Regions from separate parts of the Homo sapiens genome. Here region 2 is linked to region 1. A link is a loop called in an ENCODE intact Hi-C map of the cell type or tissue named here. Cell type or tissue: ascending aorta. All regions are shown on one strand. Links, peaks and the distances in the headings refer to the core of each region. The heading gives the core; the rest is flanking DNA.

Evidence for each region. A loop is a pair of places that touch in the nucleus more often than their neighbours do. Peaks named below come from ENCODE experiments on the same cell type or tissue, not always from the same donor. Only the 100,000 strongest peaks of a DNase experiment are listed, where the experiment ranks them.
Region 2: a loop joins it to region 1, with 2.8 times the contacts of the local background. A loop is called at or near these places in 2 of 110 quality-filtered maps.

The regions. Positions count from the first base shown.
Region 1 is chr16:72,936,972-72,942,368 of GRCh38, reverse strand. The region is part of intron 3 of ZFHX3 (zinc finger homeobox 3); the gene reads left to right. Among named protein-coding and RNA genes, the nearest start is that of ZFHX3, 110 kb to the left of the region's middle. RefSeq lists an enhancer at 3,225-3,519. In ascending aorta, for the core only: a CTCF peak has its summit at 2,952; DNase peaks (open chromatin) are centred at 3,048 and 3,378; H3K4me3 peaks cover 1,443 bases; H3K27ac peaks cover 2,500 bases.
Region 2 is chr16:72,785,104-72,790,500 of GRCh38, reverse strand. ZFHX3 (zinc finger homeobox 3) reads left to right here. Exons shown (of 10, transcript NM_006885.4): 10 at 1,653-5,397. The coding sequence ends at 3,337. All of the region lies in intron 3 of ZFHX3-AS1 (ZFHX3 antisense RNA 1), which reads right to left. Among named protein-coding and RNA genes, the nearest start is that of ZFHX3-AS1, 120 kb to the right of the region's middle. RefSeq lists an enhancer at 1,368-1,983. In ascending aorta, for the core only: no CTCF peak of the experiment used is centred there; a DNase peak (open chromatin) is centred at 2,850; H3K4me3 peaks cover 2,205 bases; H3K27ac peaks cover 2,500 bases.

The sequences.
Region 1 (5,397 bases), core at 1,762-4,261:
GCCGTCTTAGGGGTGGTCTGTAACCCTTAGGAGAATTTTGTGCAAATATTCCGTTGCTTCTGCATTCCAGGATAATGCGTTGTGTTACGGTTGTTTTAGGTAAACACACTCTGGCAGGAAAGCCAATATGGCAGGTGCCACATAATGGGGCAAAGGTGTGAACTCAATGTTGAATTCTTTCAACTTGCTGAGGACTTGGACTCAAAGGGCAGATTTGAATACGTCTAGTCCCAACAGGTGTTTCTGGTTTTTTTGTTTTGAAAGGGAAATCATAAGGGAACAATTAGGCATTGTCAGGAACATAGTCAGGAAAAGGCAAGAGTTTTTAAATAATTATATGATCCACCTGAACCATGTACTTTATTCTGTTTTACACATCAGTTGAAACTGTAAATACTAGTAAGTGTAGGGTGGGAAAGGCTGTTACTATGAAAACCATTTCGGTAGTATTGAGTAAGTATATATTTAATACTTAACAGAAATTGATTTTTAGCACTTACAGCAGCCGGGATGTAGAATGAAAGTTAAAATTTTCTAATGGCAGAAAATCTGTCACTCATAGAAATACTGGCGACTGTAGAAACTAGCAACATTAGGGTGGTGACTTGGGATGGTGTTGGCAAATACAGCAAAGAAAACTGTGGAATTCTCAGTGATGTGAATTTCATTCTTTTTCTTTGTATAAAAAGAAATTTATATGACATTAAAAAAAAATAGAAACAGGGTCTCACTATGTTGCCCAGGCTGGTCTCAAACTCCTGGGCTCAAGTGGTCCTCCTACCTTGGCCTCCAAACGTAAATTTCAGATAAGCAACAATGATGTTTTGTGTAAGTGTATCTCATAAATTATACTTACACTTACCTGAAATTCACATTTAACTGGGCATCCCGTGTTTTGTTTAGCAGCTCTACCTCTGGATAGCCTAGAAATTTGTTCATAATGACCTGCCAGCAGGCTCTATAGAAGTGTAAAGAGAGCTATGTGGCTTCCTTGTTTGTGAAACCCGTTTTCTTCCAGTGGTTCCCAACAAAAGAAATTTACAAATGCCTCTAATGATGATATCCAGTTTTTGTTATTTATAGAAAAGTGTCCTATCCAATATTCACATTTTGTGTGTTAAGTAAAATGCTTTCCTATAAAGAAATCTGAAATTTTCTCTAGAGCTGTTTGTTCAAACTTACTTTTCAGTCATTTTTTTCATGAGTCCCTTTTATTGAAATGCCTTTGCGTCACACAGTGGACATCAGGAGGCCTGGTTCGGTCACCAGCAACTTGGCCAGATGTTGAAGCTGCCCCTGGTTCACTCCAGGCCTTCTTGGTCTCCTCCTGCACTGGTTACTTATATGTAGACCATGAAAATTCACAGCACGTGAGCATTGCTCACAGTGCGTGGGAGACCCTGTGTGCCTATGGTGTATAGGTCGCTAATAGGGAATGCAGAGAGTAGGTTTAAATTGGGACTAATCATCAAGAATGATTAGGAGATGTTCTCTAGGGTCCCCCTCCTGGTTCTGTAAAAGGCAAACTAGTTAGAAGGTTAGAAATGTTTATCTACTGATAGTGTTTGGTTTGTAACCTGTTAATGAGTGGAGCATGTTCCCGGACTCAGGATGAGAGCCTCCAAAGCATAGCCAGTCTCTTAGGTCAACAGTGATACCCACATTGCCTTGGCAGGGCCGGCCTGTGCACTGGGGTTGCTGAAGGGGTTTACACCCACCTGCTGTTCCTTTTGAGTCTCTCTTCCTGTCTTCTGTCGCTGGCAGTATGCTCTTCCTGGAGGATGACTGGACCTTTCTAACCCCTTCTGAGCTGACCTCTGTGGAGTTTTCTTGGTGGCACGTGTCACACCGGGGCATCCGTGTCTTCCTGCTGCCCCTCAGAATGAGACAGAAGTCTGGGTTCTGGGTGGAAGGCATCCTTGCATTGGCTACCCTGACTTCTTCTCCTCCCATGGGTTCAGACCCCAGCCCTCAGGACCCAAGAGGCACAGGATTTCCCAGATTTCCCTGTGCAGCTTCTGGGAGACTGAAATCACTGGGAAGGGGTCTTCGTTCCCTGGGTCAACAACATTTGTGGAGTACTGATTTTGTGCTGGCCATTGAAGTAGGATTTTGTACAGACTCAGGCTCACGAATGTGTAATGTGTTACTAAAAAACTTGTTTGGGGCCATGGCTCACACCTGTAAACTCAACACAGGGAGGCTGAGGCAGGAGAACCACTTGAGCCCGGGAGTTCAAGACCAGCCTGGGCAACATAAACAGACCCTGTCTCTATAAAAAAATTTAAAAAATTAGCCAGGTGTGGCGGCACACACCTCTGGTCCTAGCTGCAGTGGGGACTGAGGTGGGAGGATCAGCTGAGCCTGAGAGTTCAAGACCAGCCTGGGCAACATAGCCAGACCTCATCTCTACAAAAAATAAAAAAATTATCAGGGTGTGGTGGTGCTTATAGTCCCAGCTACATGAGAGGGCTGCGGTGGGAGGATTGCTTGAGCCGAGGAGGTCAAGGCTGCAGTGAGCCATGATCACAGCACTGCACACAACCTCTGCCTCCCGGGTTCAAGTGATTCTCCTGCCTCAGCCTCCCAAGTAGCTGGGATTACAGGCGCCTGCCACCATACCCGGCTAATTTTTGTGTTTTTAGTAGAGACAGGGTTTCACCGTGTTGGCCAGGCTGGTCTCGAACTCCTGACCTCAAGTGATCCGCCCACTTGGGCCTCCCAAAGTGCTGGGATTACAGGCCTGAGCCACTGCACCCAGCCTGTATCTATGGGCCTTCGGGACAATGAGAATGATAATGTCGGGGTTTGGTGTTTGCTCCCAGACCCCTTTTGCCCTTGGGAGCGAGTCTGTGTCACTGCAGTGGTCCTGCAGATGCCTGTTGGCGCTACTGAAGATCTGGGAGGAGCTCCGATTGTGTTTATGGCAGGGAGTGTCTTAGCAGAGTGGCTCCATCTAGCTTTAGAACATGTCTTGCTGGTTTCGAACAGGGCTTGTTTGATTTGAATGTTTCATGTTCCAGATTCTTTACGAACTGCTCATTGTCGCAGGCCCAGGAAGGTTCTCTGAGCAGCATCGGATGTTTTTGCTCTGTGGAGGGTACTCTGTGCCTCGAGATGGGGGTGGGGGAGATCAAAGGTAACCCCACTGGCTCGTCCCCAGCTGAGGAGTCCCCTGCTCCAAGATGGTTTTCACTGTGGTCCTCCCATAGCTCCTGTGCCTTTGTCTTCTATACTTCCCCTCTACCGCCATGTCTCTTGTTTTCTAAAATAATTATAGATAGAGAAGCATGGGGAATATTCCTCGGCTCCTCTAGTGAGCCAGGCCAAGTGGCGCGGGTCCCAGGGCTATGTGTCCTAGACATGAGTCAGCAAGTGTGACTCCGAAGCCAGCTGTGCTTGAGGAAGCACTGTGGGGAGTGATTTGGCTGGAGACTTCTGTTTGTGCGTGGTTGTTCACTTTCTGGTTCTCAGATTAGGCTCTGACCATTTTCATTATTAATTTTTTTTTGCCCAGACTGGGTTCACATTAGTGATGGCTGCAGCTGTCAGCGGAGGAAGACCAAACAACTCCTCCAGGGACAAGAGCTCTGACCTCTGTCCCGTCTCTTTGTGTCCAACTCGGAATCCATACTCGGCTCTCTTCACCTCCAGGGTCTTGCCGCCCTAATTCATGTCTCTGAGTGTTTAGTGCTTTGGGGTTATCCAAAACTCATGCCTTGGGGGCGTGCCGATTTGCTCTGAGGTGGTGAGTTCTCGAGTGACACCTCTGTGGATGGCTATTCCTCCCTGATGTTCTAGCTAGCTTCCCGAGGGACCCACCAAATTCTCCAGAAACTCCCTCTCCCTTCCCGCTGCCTCCCGCAAACACATTCGGACGCCTGTCTTCTTTTCCTGGCCTGTGCTTTCTTCCTCTTGGAGTGTGGCATTTGGAATCAAGTCACCTGGGGAGATTTCAGACAACAGCCACAAAGCCCAGCTCCGCTGAGGGGAGACTAATTACACAGCTAATTAATCCAACAGATGTCATTTTAAGTGCTCATTTCTGTGTGATTTGGTTACACACGCCCTGCGTTGCTGAGATGGGCACGGGGCCCTGTTGGAAAGTATCTTTTATTTTTTAATCAGACTTTAAGGAAGAGCATATTTCCTGTCCATCTTTTATGCTCTAGTGACATATCCCTGGTTTTCCAGAACTGTCTCTCCAGCTGCTGTACCCACACACGGCATCTCTGCCCCACACGGGTGTCACACTGTTTGGCACCACGCTGGTCTCTGCGTCATGTGCTAGGTGGTTTCACCAACTGGTTCGTAAACCTCTTGAGGACCTGGATTGCCTTCAGTTTTGTGAGTTTCTCAAGAATGCAGCACAAGTAGACATCAGCAGGTGGTTATCCGTTTCTCTCCATTTACTCTCTTGTCTTTACTGACAGCAAGTTTCTTTGCAAGAAAAGTAGCTGAGGAGTGTCTGAAAGGTGTTGTTTTACAAGTGGAGGGTTAAGAAGTATAGGACACCAGTGATTGTTGGAAAACTGAAAAAGTCGTGCATAGGACAAACAAACCAAAAAAAGGCTCTTGGAGGCAGAGGAGGAAGGTCAGGAAGTGAGAGGAGATGGTGTTTTCCTTCCTTCCCTCTGCAGTGGTAGAAGTGGAACAGAGAGGATGGAAAGGTACTGCCTTCTGCAGGTGGCGTGGGAGCAGCTGCGGGGTGTAGCATGGCGGTGGCCCTGAAGCTGGCAGCCTGTACTCATGGAAGTCACCTGGTCCTCCATGGGGGCTGGCACCCAAGGCCCAAGGCCGCATTGCCCAGCAACCCCTCACTCTGAATCATGCCCACTCTGGGAGTTGACTCACCATGTCCCCTCCCAGTTGCTGGATCCAGAAGTGACACTTTTCACCACTAGTAGGACAGGTCGCCAGTGGTTTCTGTGTTGCTGACTCTGTCGGCTGTGTCCTAATTCGCCGGACCTTTCAGCCGCCTTTGCCACTCTTGCCCTTTGTCTATCTCTGTTGGCTTCTCTTCTGTGACTTCACGATGAGTGTTATTATGCCCCCAGGCTTGTCCCAGAGCCCCTTCTTTTTTCTGTCTGTAACTCTCCCTAAGTATCTCATTCAGTCCAGTGGTTTTAAACCCCATCTACTTTCTGATGACATCTGAATCTGTCCCTAGCCTAGGCCTCTTCCTGTATCCAGCTCCCCACCTGGCATTTGCATTCGAATGTCTGAGAATGAACTCCGCAGGCTTAGCATGGTGCAGAAAGGACTCTGTGACCAGAACCCCCAAATGCTTATGGGCTCCCCCATCTCGGTTAGGGCCACCTCCAGCATATCATTTGCTTAACCCAAAAAGCTGGGAACTATCTGTGGGGCTCCTTGTCTTTTGCTCCCCTACAGCCA
Region 2 (5,397 bases), core at 1,692-4,191, 150 kb after region 1:
AGAAATCTGCAGTCTTCCCCCAAGTCTGGGCTTCAGAGTGCTTTTTCTTGCTTTTTTTTCCTCAGTGTCATGTTATGGAACTCCTTCCCCAGCTTTCCAGCAGGTGAGGTCCAGATGAAGTAAGATTTTGATTTTGCATTTTGGTGTCCTCTGAAGAGATGTATATACCATCAAGTTTCTTGGATATGGTGAATATAGAGGTGTTCTGAGAGCTGTTGCCTGTGGGATCCTCCTCTTTGTTTTCTCAGCTTTTCATCGTCCAGCACACACTGCACCCCACCCCCATGCTGTCCTTACCTACTATCTTGCTAGTCTCAACACACCTGAAGCTTGGAGTACCATCCGTAGCAACACCCTCTTGCATTACCTTGGACCTGGTGACTCAAACCAGGAGATAGCTATGGGTCAGGGAGGGTATTAGGCTCTCGGGTTGGTGAAGGCGTTGCAGGGAGTGGTGGTAGATTAGGGGTATGATCAAGGATGGGATTCTAGCCCATGAGGGCCTGGTGATATGGTCAGACCTTTGCTATCCATAGGCAGTGGTGCTTCGGGTAGGTTGTGATGTCTTGGGAATTGGTGTCAGTATCTTGGGCTATTCCACTTCTGACATGGCTTTTCTGCTTTTCCTGCGGTTGTTTCTCAACCATCTACAGTCCCACTGGCCCTCCTGTGTATCATTCAAACAGGGGCAGGAAAAGAAGATGGTCGTTTCTCCCGCAGATTCCAGATTCCTATTCCTAGGCGGTTATACTGTTGAGTAGACTTGTTGAAGCAGGTCAGCTGGGCCAAGGCATGGAAGCAATTTTCCCTGAATGGATTGTTCTTATTTCTTCCCAGGCCCTTCCTCCACACTTTCCTATTCATCATCTTCTCTCTACCCTCCGAAAGCATCCAGTCAGCTGCAGCAACAGAGGTCAGAGAGGAGGAACACCTGTAGAGCCTGTTTTGTTTTTGTTCATGTGGCCGTGCTAGCTTTCTTGCCTTCGTTCTCTCTTCTCCTGTTGCCGCTCTCCTCCAGATAACTTCTCTGGGGACCTCGTGGCCATACTATTTTTGTGATGAAGGCCTTTGGTGCAAATGGGCCCCAGCTAGAAACAGCTAGCTTTGGGGCCTCTAGACTAATTGCAGTTGGGCAGAGTGAATGGTAGCTGGGAGTACTTGGCAAAGAAAATGTGAACTAGCGGGTGTGGCACATTGGGCAGGAAGGTGTTGGAAGTTGTTTGGCTGGAAGGGGAAGTATGGGAGCTAGCCAGGACTGAATCTTCATTAGAATACAAGGTTGTCCAGCCCTGAGCCTGGTGGGATACTTCTGGAAGTTGTTTGGCTGAAAGGGGAAGTATGGGAGCTGACCTAGGACTGAGTCCTCATTAGAATACAAGGTTGTCCAGCTCTGAGCCTGGTGGGATACTTCTGGAAGTTGTTTGGCTGAAAGGGGAAGTATGGGAGCTGACCTAGGACTGAGTCCTCATTAGAATACAAGGTTGTCCAGCCCTGAGCCTGGTGGGATACTTCTGTTGGAAATGTTCGTTTTGAGAGGATCCTTCAAGCCTTGACATCTCAAACTGTGTGCCAGTGACACCGGTAAAACGTCTTGAGCTTCAGCCCTACCCCTGCCCAGACTGACCGGTGATTTCTGTCTCCATTCCTTTCAGCTTTAACGTCTCCTAAGCCGAACTTGATGGGTCTGCCCAGCACAACTGTTCCTTCCCCTGGCCTCCCCACTTCTGGATTACCAAATAAACCGTCCTCAGCGTCGCTGAGCTCCCCAACCCCAGCACAAGCCACGATGGCGATGGGCCCTCAGCAACCCCCCCAGCAGCAGCAGCAGCAGCAGCAACCACAGGTGCAGCAGCCTCCCCCGCCGCCAGCAGCCCAGCCGCCACCCACACCACAGCTCCCACTGCAACAGCAGCAGCAACGCAAGGACAAAGACAGTGAGAAAGTAAAGGAGAAGGAAAAGGCACACAAAGGGAAAGGGGAACCCCTGCCTGTCCCCAAGAAGGAGAAAGGAGAGGCCCCCACGGCAACTGCAGCCACGATCTCAGCCCCGCTGCCCACCATGGAGTATGCGGTAGACCCTGCACAGCTGCAGGCCCTGCAGGCCGCGTTGACTTCGGACCCCACAGCATTGCTCACAAGCCAGTTCCTTCCTTACTTTGTACCAGGCTTTTCTCCTTATTATGCTCCCCAGATCCCTGGCGCCCTGCAGAGCGGGTACCTGCAGCCTATGTATGGCATGGAAGGCCTGTTCCCCTACAGCCCTGCACTGTCGCAGGCCCTGATGGGGCTGTCCCCAGGCTCCCTACTGCAGCAGTACCAGCAATACCAGCAGAGTCTGCAGGAGGCAATTCAGCAGCAGCAGCAGCGGCAACTACAGCAGCAGCAGCAGCAAAAAGTGCAGCAGCAGCAGCCCAAAGCAAGCCAAACCCCAGTCCCCCCCGGGGCTCCTTCCCCAGACAAAGACCCTGCCAAAGAATCCCCCAAACCAGAAGAACAGAAAAACACCCCCCGTGAGGTGTCCCCCCTCCTGCCGAAACTCCCTGAAGAGCCAGAAGCAGAAAGCAAAAGTGCGGACTCCCTCTACGACCCCTTCATTGTTCCAAAGGTGCAGTACAAGTTGGTCTGCCGCAAGTGCCAGGCGGGCTTCAGCGACGAGGAGGCAGCGAGGAGCCACCTGAAGTCCCTCTGCTTCTTCGGCCAGTCTGTGGTGAACCTGCAAGAGATGGTGCTTCACGTCCCCACCGGCGGCGGCGGCGGTGGCAGTGGCGGCGGCGGCGGCGGTGGCGGCGGCGGCGGCGGCGGCGGCTCGTACCACTGCCTGGCGTGCGAGAGCGCGCTCTGTGGGGAGGAAGCTCTGAGTCAACATCTCGAGTCGGCCTTGCACAAACACAGAACAATCACGAGAGCAGCAAGAAACGCCAAAGAGCACCCTAGTTTATTACCTCACTCTGCCTGCTTCCCCGATCCTAGCACCGCATCTACCTCGCAGTCTGCCGCTCACTCAAACGACAGCCCCCCTCCCCCGTCGGCCGCCGCCCCCTCCTCCGCTTCCCCCCACGCCTCCAGGAAGTCTTGGCCGCAAGTGGTCTCCCGGGCTTCGGCAGCGAAGCCCCCTTCTTTTCCTCCTCTCTCCTCATCTTCAACGGTTACCTCAAGTTCATGCAGCACCTCAGGGGTTCAGCCCTCGATGCCAACAGACGACTATTCGGAGGAGTCTGACACGGATCTCAGCCAAAAGTCCGACGGACCGGCGAGCCCGGTGGAGGGTCCCAAAGACCCCAGCTGCCCCAAGGACAGTGGTCTGACCAGTGTAGGAACGGACACCTTCAGATTGTAAGCTTTGAAGATGAACAATACAAACAAATGAATTTAAATACAAAAATTAATAACAAACCAATTTCAAAAATAGACTAACTGCAATTCCAAAGCTTCTAACCAAAAAACAAAAAAAAAAAAAAAAAGAAAAAAAAGAAAAAGCGTGGGTTGTTTTCCCATATACCTATCTATGCCGGTGATTTTACATTCTTGTCTTTTTCTTTTCTTTTAATATTAAAAAAAAAAAAAAAGCCCTAACCCTGTTACATTGTGTCCTTTTGAAGGTACTATTGGTCTGGGAAACAGAAGTCCGCAGGGCCTCCCTAATGTCTTTGGAGCTTAAACCCCTTGTATATTTGCCCCTTTTCAATAAACGCCCCACGCTGATAGCACAGAGGAGCCCGGCATGCACTGTATGGGAAAGCAGTCCACCTTGTTACAGTTTTAAATTTCTTGCTATCTTAGCATTCAGATACCAATGGCTTGCTAAAAGAAAAAAAGAAATGTAATGTCTTTTTATTCTCAGGTCAATCGCTCACACTTTGTTTTCAGAATCATTGTTTTATATATTATTGTTTTTTCAGTTTTTTTTTTTTTTTTTGTTCCAGAAAAGATTTTTTGTTTTGTTAACTTAAAAATGGGCAGAAAGTATTCAAGAAAAACAATGTGAACTGCTTTAGCTTTCTGGGGATTTTTAAGGATAGCTTTTCTGCTGAAGCCAATTTCAAGGGGAAAAGTTAAGCACTCCCACTTTCAAAAAAAAAAAAAAATAATAACCCACACACACAAAGAGTGTTGAGGACTTGTAGCTTAAAAAAAATAAGTTTTAAAAACTGACTTTCTGTATTTATGATAGATATGACCATTTTTGGTGTTGAGTAGATTGTTGCATTGGAAATGAACTGAAGCAGTATGGTAGATTTAAAAGGAAAAAAAAAAAAAAACCTTTTGTGTACATTTAGCTTTTTGTATGGTCCAGCTGACAGCTCCTCATTTGATGTTGTCTTGTTCATTCCTAGCAGATGATAGATTGCAATCCGTTGATTCGCCTAAGCTTTTCTCCCCTTGTCCCTTAATTCCACTTTCTCTTTCTTGTCCCTTAATTCCACTTTCTCTTTCCTTCTCCCACCTCCCGTCCTATAATCTCCCACTTAAGGTAGCTGCCTTCATTTCTTAGAGGGAGCTGCAGAATTATTTTATAAAACTAAAGAAAGAATTTCAAGGGATTCTAGGGGTCATTAGGATCCTCACAGATTATTTTTGGTTGGGGAGTTGAAACTTTTTAAAGGCATATAATTCTAGTTACCTGTGTCTGTTAGCTTTGTGCATTTATTTTTTATTTATCCTTCTTTTGGCTTTTTTTTCTTTGTACCCCTTCTTTTCCTCCTTGTTTGGTAGGAGCTTCAAATATTCTTTTTTTTTCTATACTAAAGGATTTGTTTCCATTTGTGTAATTGGCTGTGTACTTTTCTTTTCTAAAAAAAGTTTTTGGTTAGGGATTTGGTTTTTGGTTTTGTGTTTGTTTTTTCTTTCCTCTCTCAGAAAAAAAAATTTCATGCTTTAAATAAAATCCAAAGACACACCCTTTCACTGCTGATGCAGAAAAAAGGGAAAGGGTTCTTGTTACTTGAGAATTTGTTTCTGATTTAAACAAACAAGACTTAGTTTAATAAAAGAAAGAGAAAAACAAAAGATTCCCAGGTTGTTATGTGCTTCTTCTGCAAGCAGAGAGGCAAATGTTAATGACAATTCCATATACCAAAAGACACATTTTTTACTTCAAAGTTTTGTCCTTGTGTTAGGCAGTCTGAGCAGCGAGTGATCCAGAGCGCAGCCAACAAAGCAGCAGATAGCAGTGTACAGAAAGCAAAAAAGGAACTGTATGTGAGGCACTTGTTTCTGTTAATATCCATATTCCTGTTAACACACACCCTTTCTCATGTAAAAAGAAAAATAAATAAATGGTCTGAACTTTGAAAACTTTGTGCTGCTAAAACATAGATTTTGGAGACAAATAAATAGATGCTTTGCTGTTTCACTTTCATAGCTAAACATCAACAGAAACCATCTCCCCTTGCCCCC